Regions from separate parts of the Mus musculus genome. Here region 2 is linked to region 1. The links are chromatin loops, found by intact Hi-C in ENCODE. Cell type or tissue: heart. All regions are shown on one strand.

Region 1 (8,000 bases):
AACTGGGAGTACAGGTACGGAGCCCAAAGGAAAGGGACAGCTTGGCATGTCTGAGCCACAGCCGACACTGTACCGAGTTCACTATACTCAGCTTGCTCTTTTGAACTTCATTTTATTTTTCCAGTGCTGCGCATCCCCACATTGCTAGGCTAGCGGCCTACCTCAGACTATTCCCGACACTCCACTCGCTCTTTCTTTTCTTTTCCTTCCCTCCTTCTTTCACCCTTTAACTCTTTCCTCACACTGGTATCCTAAGTAACAAAACTCACAAGAGCAGCCTGCAGAGTGACATCCAGGCAGGCCTGCTGAGTCAAAAATTATTGTTTTAAAAGCCATCTAAACCCACCTTAGACCATCTCATAGCTTGTGTTTTTGCAACAGGCTCCATTTAAGCAGTGTCACACAGCAGGACCGTCAAAAGCTAAACCTTTTCGTGGGGATAATTTCCTCAACAGTTCAAGTCTTAGCCATAGAAGAGACGAAGTTGGTTAGGAGAAAAATGGTCTCCTGTCAGAGTTAGGGTCAAAATTCTGGAGTGACTTATTAAGAAATAAGTCTCTTTTAGAATGGTGATGTGAATACATGTATTTTTAAACAGGTTTAAAATAATTTTTTAAAAGATACATTTAGATTAATGAGTTCTAGATACTTTCAGATGACATTGAATATTAAACCAAATATTACCTAAAAATTAAATTTAACACATATATGAAAATTTGACATGCTTATATATGTACAGGGAATAATATTTTAAACCTCTAATGATTTAATTTTAAAATTAAAAAAATTGTTTTGCTTTGAAATTTGCCTCTGGTTTTATGTCAATAATATAAAAGAAAGCAAAAATCATGTTCCATAAGAGGAACTTTATTACTTTAATTTTTAAAAATTAAAATAGAAAAATACAAAAACAGATGATTGATTTTAATGCCCTTATTTTAATTTTTGAAATTTATACAAGTTTTTTTTTTTTTTCAGGCTCAGAGAACACTTTTTTTTTTTTTTTTTTTTTTTTTTTGAGACAGGTTTCTCTGTGTAGCCCTGGCTATCCTGGAACTCATTCTGTAGACCCAGGGATTAAAGGCATGTAATGCCATGCCCAGCCAAGATTAGCTCTTAATGGCTGTAGTGTAAAACCTAAAACCCACACAATGCGAATTTTACCACTGTAAATAGAATAAAAAGACCAACCACTACAATTTAAAACACATTGGGGTTTTTTTGAACGTATTAATTCTTCTAAGGTGTATTTAAATCAGCTACTGACTTGAACTTTTATTAAATAAAACAGAAATATCACTTATTTACCTATGAGACAGGGTCTCACTGTGTAGCCCCGACTGCCCTAGGATTTATTGATTTAGGCAAGGCTGAAGGCACAGAGATCTGCCTGCCTCTGACTCCCAAGTGGTGGGATTAAAAGTATGTGTCATCATGCCTATCTTGAAATACTCTATAAATTAAAAAGATAATTACTAGGCTGGGTATGGAAAAATCACTCCTGTTATCTCTGCATTCTTTAGGCTGAGGCAGGAGGTTTGCTAGCTTGGGCAATAGAACTAGGTCCTCTCTTAAAAGGTCAAGAAAGAGAGGAGGGGGTTATTTTAAAAATTCTGTGAAACTGAAGCACTTGCCATGCTAGGCTGCTGTTCTTGATGCTGTTGTCTGGGCGACTTTATTCTGTTCTTGCTAGCCCAGGACTGGGTAGCATATTACATCATGCTATTGTAGAAAGTATCTACAGTAAGTCACACAGCTTGTTCTGGATGGGAATATTCACATATTCCCAGGGAAATGGTATTTGCTGGCAAATAACAAGGACAGTAGAATTACAGTGTCAGCATTTACTGTCTTTTCAAAATCAGAGACAAATTTCTTAATATCATAAATTTGTAGCCATCTCACCTATGTTGATGTGTGGGTGTCTTTTCCTGCTGGAGGCATTTATAATTATGTATATTTTAATCTTAAAGGGATTACTTACCTAAGTTTAAGCTCCTGCACAGAGTGATTATTGTACATGCAGGATTCTATAGTGTCACTCTCAGATCTTCTATTGACATGCAAAGAAGCTGACATAAAAGCCTTAGGGTGACAAACTCTCACCAAGTTTTAGGAAAGTGTTTATTGCAGAAGAAGCCAGTTTAAAAGAGGGACATAGACAGGACAGATGAGCTGAAGTGACCTGGTGCCCTTCTCTATGCCACTGTGGAACATTCTAAATGAGTGTGGGGTAGGATCCCATCAAAGCTTGCTATAGAATATAAGGTATGGTGTGTCTGCATGTTATCTCTGCAGCTCCCTATTGCACCATTGTGAGGGTTCTGTTATACTAGCACATCAGCATTAAACATCACAGATATCCTTTATGCTGATGCTTTTGTTTGTTTGTGTTTTGTTTCTTTTTATTTATTTGTTTTGTTTTTGGTTTGGGGGGTTTGGTTTTGTTTTAATTTTTTAAATTTATATTTATTTATTTATTTATTTATTTATTTATTTATTTATTTATTTATTTATTTATTTATTTGAGACAAGGTTTCCTTGTGCTGTCCTGGAACTGGCTGTATAGACTAGGCTAGCCTGGAACTGGCTGTATAGACTAGGCTAGCCTGGAACTGGCTGTATAGACTAGGTTAGCCTGGAACTGGCTGTGTAGACTAGGCTAGCCTGGAACTGGCTGTATAGACTAGGCTAGCCTGGAACTGGCTGTATAGACTAGGCTAGCCTGGAACTGGCTGTGTAGACTAGGCTAGTCTGGAACTGGCTGTGTAGACTAGGCTAGCCTGGAACTCAGATCAGCCTGTCTCAGCCTCCTGAATACTAGGACTGAGCACTTGGTCATCATGTCTGTCATATGCTAATGGGTTTCATTTCTAATAGTATGTTTTTAAGATTTTTGAAATGATGGACTCAAGAGTATGTTTGCAATATTATCTTATTTAAGATTAAAGTGTGTGCCAAGAAGGACTCTAGGTGAGAATCTGGCCGCCAAGTCGCTTGCATGAACAATGCTTGTGTCTTTGTAGGACTGTGACAAGGACTTTTGGTGGGTGTGTATCCTATAAGATTAGTGAGTTCCTGAAATTGCTGCTGGATTCATTTAGTCAGTGGTCTCCCTTCTCTTTTTGTAAATGGTAAAGAGGTTTCTGTTTTCTATCGTAGTTCCCATGCTGTGCCATGTGTGTCTGTAAGCAAAAACAGTCATTGTGGGGCTTTTATGACCTATCAATAAGTGACAAGGATTTTTTGTTAGAATTTATTCTTAATGTACCTTTGAAAATAACTACCATCACCCTTCTGAATCAAAAGTATAGCACTCTGGGCTGGCGAGTTAGCTCAAAGTCTGGTGACATGTGTTTGATTCCTGAAACATTCATGGAGAACTTAACTCCACAAAGTTGTCCCCTGACCTCCACACCTCCACACCTGTACCACAGCAATGTGCTCCCCCATGTCATGCTTGCTCTCTCTCTCTCTCTCTCTGTCTCTCTTTCTCTCTCTCTCTCTCACACACACACACAAATAGCATATTGAAAACAATTACCATGTTTACATTTTTAATGAATTTTTTTGATGTTTTAAAATTTTTATCTCTCTAGAGCTTCAATAAAATGAGGTAGGGGTAAAAATTTTAAAAGTATAACATCTTGCCAAGTTCAGAATACATATTATGTGTAAGGTTATATATAATATATATACACACATATGTTTTTTGTGAGAAATTTTTTTGGCTGAAATGTTACAGTGAAAGACATAATTGTTCTAAAGATGTGTGTCTCACAGAAAAGACGAAAACCACCCAAAGTGGATAAATGGCATGCTTTGTCCTTATGCCACCTACATTTTTAAACTACTGTGACTGATTTCTCTAGAAAGGTCAGAGGTTTCAAACAAAAGCTTTGTGATTCTTCAAAGGGAGACATTTTGAGTTTTTCTCTGTGGAGACTGGCTGTGCCTAGCTTTGGCTTCATTTCCAGTTGTGCTTGGGAGGTGACTGGGTACAGAGTGACAAGGGAGTACCGCAGGTCCTTAGCCAGCTGACTTGTGGGGCAGGCAGAGGGTAGAGGGCCGGATGACTCCACCTGGGCGCTCTTACGCGGTCCCTTAGTTTACAGGCGAGCTCACAGGCTTTCTCTTGTTTTGCTGTAGAGCCTTCCTTTACAGACTCAAAACACGGGACAGCCAGAGAGGTTTGTGTATTTGGGTACCATGGCGTGGTGAAGTTTCAGCCATCGTGGATACGGGTTTCTTTGATTTTTACATGAACTTGTTTGTCTTTACTTTGTTTCGTTTCTGACTTCCAGTCTGGGTGAGTTGTTCTTGTTGTGTGTTTGTTGGAGGATAGATGTGCTCAGGAGACTGTGACTGCCCTTGTCAGGCAACAGGGACAGAACACACTCAAGTCTGATGATTAGGAAAGAAGAGAGCCGGCATTTAAGCCAAGTCTCTCAGATCCCATGCTTGTGTTCCTTAGATGCGGTATCTACCTAGTATTTTCATATGTATTATCTTACTGGCGCTCCACTTAACCTTAACATCTGAGTTGAAGAGTTCTTATAAGTGCCTGTATATAGTAGGAAGCAGGTTGAGGAACTAGGCCCCGGTATGATGGTTAGTCGATTGCTCTTCTGGATCTTCTTTTTATCTCAGAGATATCGACAACACATCAAGTTCTAAGCTCTGCTTCTGAATTTATCGTAGTACAAACAAACAAACAAACAAACAAAAACAAGAAATGTTCTCCAGGACTCTCAAGATAATCTTGAAATCCATTGTTTATTTAAAAGCTTAAAAATGTAGTAAGAAACCACCCAGAATGTTGTCTGTGTTTGTATTAATTTTGTTTTCTTACCTTGAAGAAAGTTCGGAGGCCTGGGCCTTTATTTCATAGGCAGAAAACCGAAGCTCTTGCTTCCCAGAAGCTGTGTGATGGAAGATTCTGTATGAGTCACACAGCAGCTGCATCCCAGGGATGCTCTGGCTGATACTGGCTAGTGAGGTCAGTTTGGCTGCCTCTCTTGACAGATTTTACCATGGCGCTGGCCATTGAGTCATCAAACATCAGTTCTTACGGTCTCTGCATGGTACTAGGTTCCCAAGATAGAAGAACATACCATGCAACAACTTTCTTAGGTATAATTTCTTCAGATATTAAGATTTCAAATATTTTGATAATTTTACACTAGGGTCTTCCTAATTAATAGACTGTGTGGAGTCTTTAAACATTTGTAGAACCAGTTGTTTTAATTTTTAAAAAAAAATTGTGTGTACATGTCTATGTTTGCATGATGGGGATGTAGGGGGAGGGTGCATGCTATGGTATGTTTGTGTATATACCTGTGTGTGTGTATGTGTGTGTGTGTATATGTGCATGTGTGTGTGTGGAGAGAGAGAGCGCGCGAGAAGGAGAGAGAAAGGGAGGGAGAGGGAGAGAGAGAAGTAGAGAGAGGGGAAGAGAAAGAGAGAGAGGGAGAGAGAGAAGGAGAGATAGAGGGGGAAGAGAGAGAGAGGGAGGGAGAGAGAGGGAGAGAGAGAAAAAAACTTTGTGGAATCACTTTGCTCTTTCCACCTTTATGTGGGTTCCAGGCGAGGAGCTCCGCTCCCCTGGTTTGCCTGCTTAGCACCATTAGGAACGGAGCTGTCTCACTGGCCCCTGTGTTGTTTTTTTTTTAAAAATAAAATAAATGCTGCACATTGAGATTTGTAACATTTGACTGTATTTCTATTATGTGTTCAAGAATCTTTTGTGTCAGAAATGTCTGTGTAAATGTTCCGAAAGAGGGCCCAAGCTTTCTGTTTCTTAGAAGCTGACCGCTATGATGTTTTCTCTAGAGCAAGCCACTGAACAGTGAGACATAGACAGACAGACAGACTTCCTCCCCCCCCCTCTCTGACATCTTCCTTGTAATGATGAAGTGTGAAACAAATAGAGTTACAGAAAAACAAAACACCGGGAGAACTAGAGTGGAAAACAGAAAGGAAGGGAAGCCTTGGAGAGCAAGCTGTGGGGAATTCATTTGGCAGTTGGTGGAGGTCCCTAACACACAGCCAGATTTCAGTGGTGCCGCTTCCTACAATCCGAATTCTGCTCCCTCTCTGAAAGTCAGCAATGGCAGGACTTGCACACTGATGAGGGTCTGAGGTTGCCAGGGGTCTGGATCTGCTTTGCCTTTCCTTTCCGATAAAAGATGGCAGGTGCAGGTTGCATTGCGTTTGCATAGAGAGCACCCAGGGCTGCTGTGACCAGTGTGGTAATGGGGTGGCTGGAGGGTCTATAGGAGCATGTGTAGACAGTGGTCAGAAATAGGAGAAAGGTTCCAGGTCTCATATATGAGGTAACAAAAGAAGAGCATAAATCTGCTGGTCCCAATAGCATATGCTGGGGTTTGTTTTTCTCTATTTTATTTGCTTGTTGTTTAATCTGAAAGTGAAATCTGTTTCTACCACCACCCCGGTGTGCGCGTCTCTCTGTACCAATCATAGAACAAATAATTTGTCCTACAATTAAGCTCAAAACTCAGAAAATGCAGCGCATACAGTTACAGAATGGCACGGGATTGTCATAGAAACTTGTCCCGAGCACTGTAAATAAAAATGGGTGGGGATTAGTCTCAGGAGCATGTGGGACGTCATGAAACTCAAGACGAAGCTCTTTGTTTAACAGTCAGCAAGAGAAGTGAAGCAAACTTGATACAGTCCATGGGATGTTAGCAGTTCAGATCCTCCAGGGAAAAGAAAACCACATCGCCTTCGGATTAGATAACCTGTATATACAAATGACAGAGTGTGCCTGATGGTTTTAGAAATATTTTGTATATCCTTTACTTAAGAGTTATCTTATTCCCAAATAATGAAAGTTTTTAAAATTTCAAAATCTGTCTTTGCCCTTAATCTTTAGAATCTTACTCTTTGTCTCTCACCCCACTTGTTTTTGTTTGTTTATTTTGTTTGTAATGCTGGAAAGTATTACAGTTTCATTGCTTGTCTCCTATCTCATCTCACATAATACCAGTAACAGTGGATAGTGATAGACAATCTTTCCTAATGTCCTAACATTATGTATTTCTAAATATGTATAGTCAAGTTGGAACTGAGTTTGTAATAATGCCATTAACACCATTTCTGGTTTTAGAGTCTTTACGAAGGACATTGTTTCAGAGTATTATTCTCTTTCAAAAGCTCCGCCCAACATCTGGAAAAAGCATAGCTTGTCTTAGAAATTGGAGTTAATCCCCATCTGCATATTCCCACCAGGATGATATTTCAGTAACCAAAGGATCTTTGATTCTTTGAACTTCAGGAGGGAGGAGTTGGGGTTGGAGAGCATTTTAGGACTTAAGGAACTCAGTGTTGAGGACTGGCTTGGACATGAGACAAGACCCCCTTTAACGATGCTGTTACTATGTAGTTCATTTGTAAGCAGGATAACAGATACAGCATTTAAATTCTGCTAACTGGAATTTGACCAATTCAGCTGAGTAAGGTGGGTAAAATGACCTTTCAGAGTTAACTATTGAACCCAGCTCTCCTTGAAATCAGAGAAGTCATATGGGGAAACAGGAATAAAGATTCTGTGTATGGAGCACCCAGGGCCTCCCTGCTTTCCTTCCTGCCTGCTGCAGGCTTCTACCCATGAAATTTCAATTGCAACGTATGCATGCATGTTTTGTTTCTTATGTCCTAGCCCACTTTTTACTTGGCTAACGTTATTAATACTCGGCTGTATTCTTATCTCCTCAAGGAAGCGTTCTTTTCATCCCCACTTGAGCTGAGGATCCTTTGCAGTGTATCCCTGACATCCACAAGCACTATGTTAATACTCCAGGATCACATCCCGTGTCATGATAAAACTGTCTTCCAAACTGGGCTGTGCGTTCTTTCTGGGCAGGGCCAGGCTTGTGTCGTTTTGGATTTCCCCATGTAGGACAGCAGAGGACCTGGCACTGAGTGTGTATACCACAGCATCTTTCTTCACCTGGTTGAATTATGACCAAGAGGAG
Region 2 (8,000 bases), 65 kb after region 1:
CAGCCTCCCTCCAGGAGTGCTCCTCCTTACTGCCACCCCCATTTCTCTCTGGAGAATTCATTTGTACTTCAGCCTGTATTGTAACAGCCAGCTCTTCCTGATGTTTCTGTGGGCTCAACTGAATGTGAGAAGGGCTCCACCATTTCTGTCTGGTTGGGCTCTGTAGTCCTCTGCCTTGTATTCCAGGTGAGCTCCATTCCTGTAGCTGTTGCGATGACAAAGAACAAAGCAACCTAAGGGAGAAAGAGTTTGTTCTGGCTCACAGCTCCTTAGTTCCATTTGCTGTGACACTGTGAACTTGGCCTTTCTCGCTCTCTAGGATTTGGGTGTTTGTCCTGCCTGTCTCTTGGAAGGCATGGTCACAAATGACGTAGATAGCCAATCTGAACTGTGCAGAGAACCTGTACACAGTCTGGTGGAGTCCTCATCTGGACCCATAGAGCTATCTTGGAGAACTCATTCACACAGTCTCTAGTACTATCAACTGTCATTCTCATTGGGTATTCAAAGGCACCTCTGACCCAAAAGAAGTTGAGTGATCTCCCTAAAGGCTTGATTAAGTGGAGGTACATTGCTTGACGAGTTCATGGCGGTTCAGAATCATTTGCCTGGTGGGGAGGAGGAGAGACAGCTGTGAACGTAGGCGTAGAGGAAAGCCTAGGTTAGACTCCTGGCTGCTGTGGTGCACCTGGGCAAGTTATAGCCAAGGCTGATGTTGTAAGATTGGGCCAGAAACTTACATTGCTAGTAAAGGCCTAGGCAGGCACCCAGTATTAGTCATTTCCCAGCACTGCAGATATTGTAAGGTTTTGAGATGTTAAGGATTAGTGCGCTTTTGCCTCTGGGTAAAGTCTTTCTCCACTGATCCTTCTGATAACTACAGGATGCGTGCACCACATATTTCTTTCTGGCAAAACTCTTCTTCATGGCTGTGGTAGGAACCTTAGGAGATGGTCTGCAACGAGCAAATATTACTCTCACTGCCGCCTTGATGGGTGGATACTCGTCACAAGGCTGACCTAGCCTCATGGATGGAGCACTGGCAAAGGTGTCAGGGTTTGCCGAGCCTTTAAAGGAACAGACTTTCTTTTATTAATAAGACAGTGACAGGTCTCTTAGTTTGTTTAAGAGAGAGGACGGGAGAGAGAGATTGTTTCCTCAATAGAAAAGGACGGGAGCTTATAGAAGACGGTGTCCATGCTACTTTATGTGCTTCTGCCTATGGTCAAACGGGAATGATGTGCACGCTGCTCTCCACTGGCATGCACACTCAAACGCTTGGCTGTTTGGTCTCATAGCTGTTGATGCTGGAACCATGGAATATTTGCTTACTCCTCCACTTTCTCTCATTCATGGTCTTTTATAAAATTCTAATTATTATATTCTCGGAAACATAAATTAAAAAAAAAACTAGAGAAATTTTAAAATGCTAAAATTATTCCAGACTAAAACGTATAGGATGGTACTGTTTACCCATCTACTTGAATTAAGAGGCCAAGCAAATGGAAATGTGATCTATTTAAGAAATCATTTCCTCAGGCAAGAAGCATATTTCCTATATACCTTGTAGCTGGACAACATTCCTTGCATTTGTATTTTGAGAATAAGCTGAAGATATTTTGAAAGTAACCAAGCAGCTTAGTAACTTCTTAGACTTAGCCAAGAAGTGCAAAGATCTATAAATGCTATCTGTAATGCAAGCAGATTGAATCATTCAAGTCCCAAGTCTGGTAGAACACAGAGTGGACAAACAGGGAGAAATTCCTTGTTTAGGGCGGGCTTTGAGTCTATCTTCTTTAAGGAATGGCTGAATACTGCTGATAGATGTGAGAACGATCACGAGACTTTGCCACCTATGGCTACCGTGTCTGTCGTGCTGTGCTTGTCATGTGCTTCTGGAAGGTGGCTCATTTTGTTAGGGGGAAAGAGAGTACTGGAATAGGCTTGTACACTTAATTCTGATTTGCTCTTCAAACTGCTTGTAAGAGAGACAGGAACATTTGGCCTATGGAAAAGGGTGGGATTTCCTCTGAGCCCCATTGGCATTCTCAAAGACCAATATAGAGAGTAATTTCAGTGTATCTACCTTAAGAGTTTTGCCACTGAACATAGAAAGGAATTTCAGTGATGTTTCCCAACTGGGGATAAATGCCAGGGAAGAATCCATAGAGCTCTGAGGACTTCAACCTCCAGGGGAAGAAAGCAGTGATTTATGGATCTCTCTAGAAATTATGGTTGGGTTCTTTCCACTCTCAACCTAGTCTTCCTTAGTCATGTGACCAGAATTCAATTATCTCTGCCATAAATAATCTTGTGAATGGAAGCAGTGTGTTTGGCAGTGAATTTCTGTCTCCTAAAGAGAAAGGAATAACGTTAGACGTTATTAAAAATAATACTGTATGAACCTCTATTCCAAATACAAGTGGCCGCAAGAGTGTGGCTCATCTCTACAGAAGGTAGCTTTAAATGAATTTGGTACATGCTAGTGACAGATTGCATAAAGGTTGGTAATACTTTTTGAAATACGTGTTTTGAACAGGCTGTATTTAGAAGTTTATTTATGATTGGTTTGAGGATAAAGCCAGCCTGTTGGTGCATAACAGAGTTGATCTGGCTCTGACTAACATCCTTGAAATATTTAATGAGAATCTGGTTTGAGCATTTGTAGTCTCCTGGGCACTGTGGAGATAAGGGCACCCATTCTTTAAATACCAGTAGCCTTTGTTTTCCTACCTTGCTCCATGTTCCATGTTCTAGACTAGGGAAGATCAGCATTTTATAGTCAAAGGCTGTGTGTCTTGAAAATAGCCATTTTGCTACCTATCCTCAGCCAGTAACAATTTATGTCTAGAAGATGGCAGAGAGTGCTGATTTAAGTCATTTTATAACCAGTGTCCTTTACTGGGAGTGAGTAGCTCTGTAAATTGTTTCAAGAATCGGAGCGTTTTTCTTGGTTATTAAAACTTGACCATCCATCTACACAGGGCTCATTCAACTGAGAAAGTTTTATTGGACCCAAAAAATAATAATCCTTTATATTCGTATAGTATTTGCAGTTTTCAAAGGGACTCTTCACATCCATTTTCTCGTTTGATTTTTCTGACAACACCATGTAATAGAGAGAATAGGTACTGTTACCTCCAAATGAGAGATGAGGGACCTGTAGCCCAAGTGCCTGTAAATCCTGTTCAAGGCTTCACAGCTACTAAATGACAGAGGCCAGAGCCCCTGAGGTTTGATGCTGGCCCAGAGCTTTTGTTGCTCATTTAGGAAAGAAGCTGTTGGTTCAGGAAAAGGAAGCTAAAGGACAGCTGAGAGGGAGGTGTGCTGGCCTCCTGTACTCCTTACCCACCACGAGTGTGATGGGGCAAGATCTTGACTCCACGCCTGCGATTTCTCTTCTTTTCTCTGACCACAACAGGTTTTGTGGCAAAGATGACACACAGACAAGTTGTATGGGAATTCTTTGGAAGGTGCACATTTACAAATGAATGGAAGTTTCAGTCTGTATATTTTCCCCAGAGTAGAGGGCCTTTGTTCTCCTATAGAGACCTGAAATCTACCCACAGGAGAGGAGAGCAAGGATCCATTTTATTCATTCCCAGGCTGTCCCTTACCACTCACTCTTTCTGATTGCCCTTCATTTCCTTCCTCTTACCTTTCTGAGCTGGGTGTCATGATGTTCCAAAGAGGATGTCAGAGTCATAGCCAGATAACCCAGCCATGTCACTTTCTGACTGTTCAGTTTGGGGCAGGCAGCTCTTTTTTCAGGCTTGGTTTCCTTTCTCTGAAGCTGGTCTAAAGATGGTACCTTAGGGAATTGGTGAAGTTGACACATGAATTTCATGACATAGCAACCAGTTCTCGGTGCATTCTCAGTAAAGTATTCTGTATTAGGGATGAGCCAGCAGAGACAGGAATCAGGCCAGAGCTGATGAGAGCACTGGATTTGGTCTCAGCCTGAGGCACTGCTATTGCATTATTGCTCTGCTTCCATCCATCTTGACTCTCTTCCCCTCACGTGTGAGAGCTAAAAGAAGAGTTGAGTTACGAGGTGAGGGCATTTTGCAGATGGAGAGGCAATAGCTAAATGTAGTAACAGAAACCCTGCCCTGGGTCTGTTCCCAGCCTTCCCTGGTGGTTGTGAAACACATGCACCCTCAGCAGGCCAGGGTAGCATGCAAAGCTGTTGTGAAGGCCTTTCCCACACACCACTACCTGCCCTGAAAGCCTTGTGTGTGCTGACGCTTCACAAAGCAGATGGTTTCTTTTGCTTTCCACGTGGTTTTGAAATGAAATGGACTTTTGATGAAATAGGTTGGGGAATTCCACATCCAATTATGAATCGGTGAAAGGAGCAGAGAGAGGGTGTACTATAGAGTTTAGAAGAATTCGATGCTCCTGTTTCATCCAGCATTGGGTTAGGGAGGGAAGACTTGAATAAGTGAATCTGCTCCTCAGGGGTCCAAAACCAGCCACCAGCCCAGAATGTGATGTTCACTTTAGAAACCTGAGAAAAACAGAAGCGGCCTTCCTGTTGTCGTGATACCATACAGTGAAATGGAAGAGCAGAAAGGGACTGGCTGGTGATGGAGCTCAGTGGTAGAGCACTTTCTAGGTGCTACCCAGTTATGTTCTCAGCAATGGAGAAAACAAAACAATAAGGTTTCAAAAAAAAAAAAAGAAGGAAGAAAGAAAGAAAGAAAGAAAGAAAGAAAGAAAGAAAGAAAGAAAGAAAGAAGAAAAGAAAAGAAAAAGAAACCAAAAGCAAACAGAAAACAAAAGTCAAACCAACCAACAAACAAAAAAACAAAAACCCAGCAATCCCCAAAAGAGCAATAATAACAAAAACCACCTACCAATAAGCAGATAAATCAGGGACCAGAAATTCAGGGGAGTCTGGTTCTTAGAGCAGGATGGAGAACTGAGATCTTGGCTTTTGCTAGACCACACGCCCTGAAGCTAAAGTCATGTTTTAGGTTGTGACAGCTGAGATCCATGAGTAAACTTTTGACAGGACCCAACCAGACATGATTCAGTCTTTGAGAACGTTGTGGCATGCGGTGGGGAGGACCCTCTGCAGCTCTGCAGCTGCACTGTGTTATTGGTGTGTGGCCTCCTTCCCAGCTCCAGTTAAATGACTTAAAAAACACACTGTAAATTTTATCACATTACAGAACCAATCACCAAACATTATCTGTAGTTGCTTTTTAAACTGAGATTACTTGGTTCTGGAGTTTATTATGATTTTAAGATTTTGAGAGGCATAGTAGGGTAAGTGGGGGGATATCATTAGAGCCGACTCTTAGGGGACAGCACCGGCTACTCATGACTCTTGTAAACCCTGGGGACCTGCTATTCTTCCCTTATTTCCTGAACAACTACAAAGCAAAACACAAAAACAAAACACTAACCCTGCAGCACAGGAAGGAATAATGTGGGAGGCGGGGCTTGTGCGTTTGCTAGCCATGGGTTCTAGTCTACCTGAGTGATGTCAGAGAGGATCACATGTTGTTGGCCATCTTCTGTACCTGCTTCGGCCGCCTCTTCCTTTATAGTTACTTCACTAGTCATTTTCTCACTTAGTCATTCAGCATTTTGACACTCATGTGTGTTAAGTTCTGTATTAGTCATATTTCCGCTATTGAGAAGCCCACAGTCCAATGGAGAGGGAAAAAAAATGACAGTCACCAGCTGATTTCTGACAGAATTAAAAGCACAGTTTAAAACCTAACTTAGTTGTTTTCCTTTTTATTTGTTTTTGTGTGTGTAGTATATGTGTGTATACACGAACATGTGGATATGCCTCACTTGTGTGTGTATGTATTCCCTCCAGGGTTTTGGGGGGGGGGGGAGCATAGGTAAATGTCAGGTGTTTTCCTTAATTGCTATCTATATCCACCTTTGTTTTTGAAGAAGAGTCTCTGACTGAACCCAGAGCTTGTGGGTTGACTAGACTGGCTGGCTACTGAGCTCCAGGAATCCTGTCTCTGTGGTCTCAGTGCTGAGGTAACAGGCAGGCCCTACCCAAGTTTTCCATGGGTACTAGAGATTCCAAACCAGGTCCTGAATGAGCTATCTCTCTAGTCCTTAAGTTGTACTAGTCTTAGATGTCAATACACAAGTGGGAATCTAGTGTCAAAGGCTTGGCTGGAATGGAAGTGGATAGAGGGTCTGGCCTATGTAGCACACAGCAAGGCAGCTGTGCCTCAGGCTACATTTACTGAAGAGGGAGGCCAGAATCCACACAGAAAAATCTCAGCCAGGGCTATGTCAGCACAACTGAAATGTGTGTTCATTTTCTCTTCATTATAAATTTTACCATTTTTGTTTTGTAAAACATTTTTTTAAATTGAATATTGACCTTTATAGGATGAAGAGAGGCAAGTATCAATTAGTAAATGGAAAAGGACATTTTTTTTTTTACCCCAGGGTACTCCACATATCTAAGAGATGTTAGTTTTATAGCTTCTCATGTTATATTCATTCTTCATTTGTCAGAACAAAAACTTGTCTATCCTTTGTAAGAAACTCTAACAATCCTTGGGGATATATAAACTGGAATGTACTTCTGTGAACTCACAACAAACAGCATCATAATAATGTAAGGGTTGTGTACCTGTCGATGTTCTGATGATATCTCAAATAAATAGTAGGCAAATAAATGGTAGGCAAATATCTCGATGTTACCATAAATGCTCGAACACTATTTTGCATAGTGCTTATAGTAAGAGAGAGAAATTAAATTAGTTGGCATATCATGTAGTGTATATATCTATATCTATGTCTATATATATATATCCTCTTTTTAAGATATCCCGACTCCCCTGAGCCACTGTGAATGAAGAGGGGCTTTGATAAACCATCTCAGCACTGGCCCCGTAAGGCCTTGACATTTGCAAACTTTATTATTTTTTTTTGTCTTTTGTCCCATGCAGCAGCCACTCTTGCAAATCAACCTTGGGAAGTTAGCATTATCTTAATGAAGATCTATAGGAGACTTTATCTTCAGACAGTAAATCAGCTCTCTAGGCGCCATTCATCTCTTCCTTCAGTATGAGCTGGTGTACCGCACCTCACCAAAGCTCATCTATCTTCTGTGGGTCCATGGTTATTTGCTCTGCCCACGTCTCCTAGATCATCAAGCAGGCAGGGATGCTTTAAAAGTCACGAAGGTCAGCTGAGATGCCGAGTGTTGCCCATTACTTGAGAGGTGGTGCTCCATCACAAAAAAGAGGGATGCACAAGAGCACCTGGATTAGGCCTGGTTACTCAGAGGCTGAAAGAGACAAAACAGTGAGCAACAAAATAAAAATGTTGAGAATTTTGAAGTCTTAGGAATAATTTCCTTACTATCTGGGGAAATTATGCTGGCTTTCTTTCAGCTTCACAGTTAATTCTACACTCTGTTTTATATGCTAGGTGCTTTTTACAAATGGCATATCATTTCCCATGGTCCTATCATGGTATAGGTGCTGTCATTCCCCATGCTCATAGGAGGGGCTGACAATCACTAAGGAGGCTTAAGTAACCTCCTGAAGGATAATGGCCACAGGCTGGACTCGAGGGTCAAGGGCACCTGTCTCCAGCAATTCGTTTGGGAGCATGGGTATGCTTCAGTCTTCTTGGAATTGTCCACTTGTTGGGAAGATCAATAGGAGCCATGCACATAGAACACTGCAGAGAAGTTACTCTTGGCAGTGGGCCCCAAACCATGTCTTCAATGTGTTTCAAAACAGTCCTTGTTCATCAATTTATATTCCTTCCCGAGTGGATTCCATGACAAAGGTTTGGGTCTACATAGTTTATTTGGGAAGTGACCCCAGGAAGTATAGAATTGGGGGCAGGACAGGAAGTCTTTATAAGCAAATAAAGCTGGTACCAGCTGTGTTCAGGCCAGTTCAATCCTGATGGATGCTAAATATACCTGTGATTATTGCTCTGAGAAGTAGAGCTTAGCTCCTGAGCATGCCACTCTGCATCCCTAGACTCCCCATACG

What was found. Hi-C counts contacts between places; a loop is a spot of excess contacts. Peaks named below come from ENCODE experiments on the same cell type or tissue, not always from the same donor. Only the 100,000 strongest peaks of a DNase experiment are listed, where the experiment ranks them.
Region 2: a loop joins it to region 1, with 2.4 times the contacts of the local background. A loop is called at or near these places in 5 of 42 quality-filtered maps.

Annotation. Positions count from the first base shown.
Region 1 is chr4:97,790,066-97,798,065 of GRCm38, forward strand. All of the region lies in intron 2 of Nfia (nuclear factor I/A), which reads left to right. Among named protein-coding and RNA genes, the nearest start is that of Nfia, 16 kb to the left of the region's middle. In heart, no CTCF peak of the experiment used is centred here; DNase peaks (open chromatin) are centred at 4,036 and 4,986.
Region 2 is chr4:97,855,543-97,863,542 of GRCm38, forward strand. All of the region lies in intron 2 of Nfia (nuclear factor I/A), which reads left to right. It overlaps Gm19417 (a long non-coding RNA gene), which reads right to left. Exons shown (of 2, transcript XR_376437.4): 2 at 1-7,279. Among named protein-coding and RNA genes, the nearest start is that of Gm19417, 9.5 kb to the right of the region's middle. In heart, a CTCF peak has its summit at 4,148; DNase peaks (open chromatin) are centred at 4,099 and 5,059; H3K27ac peaks cover 370 bases.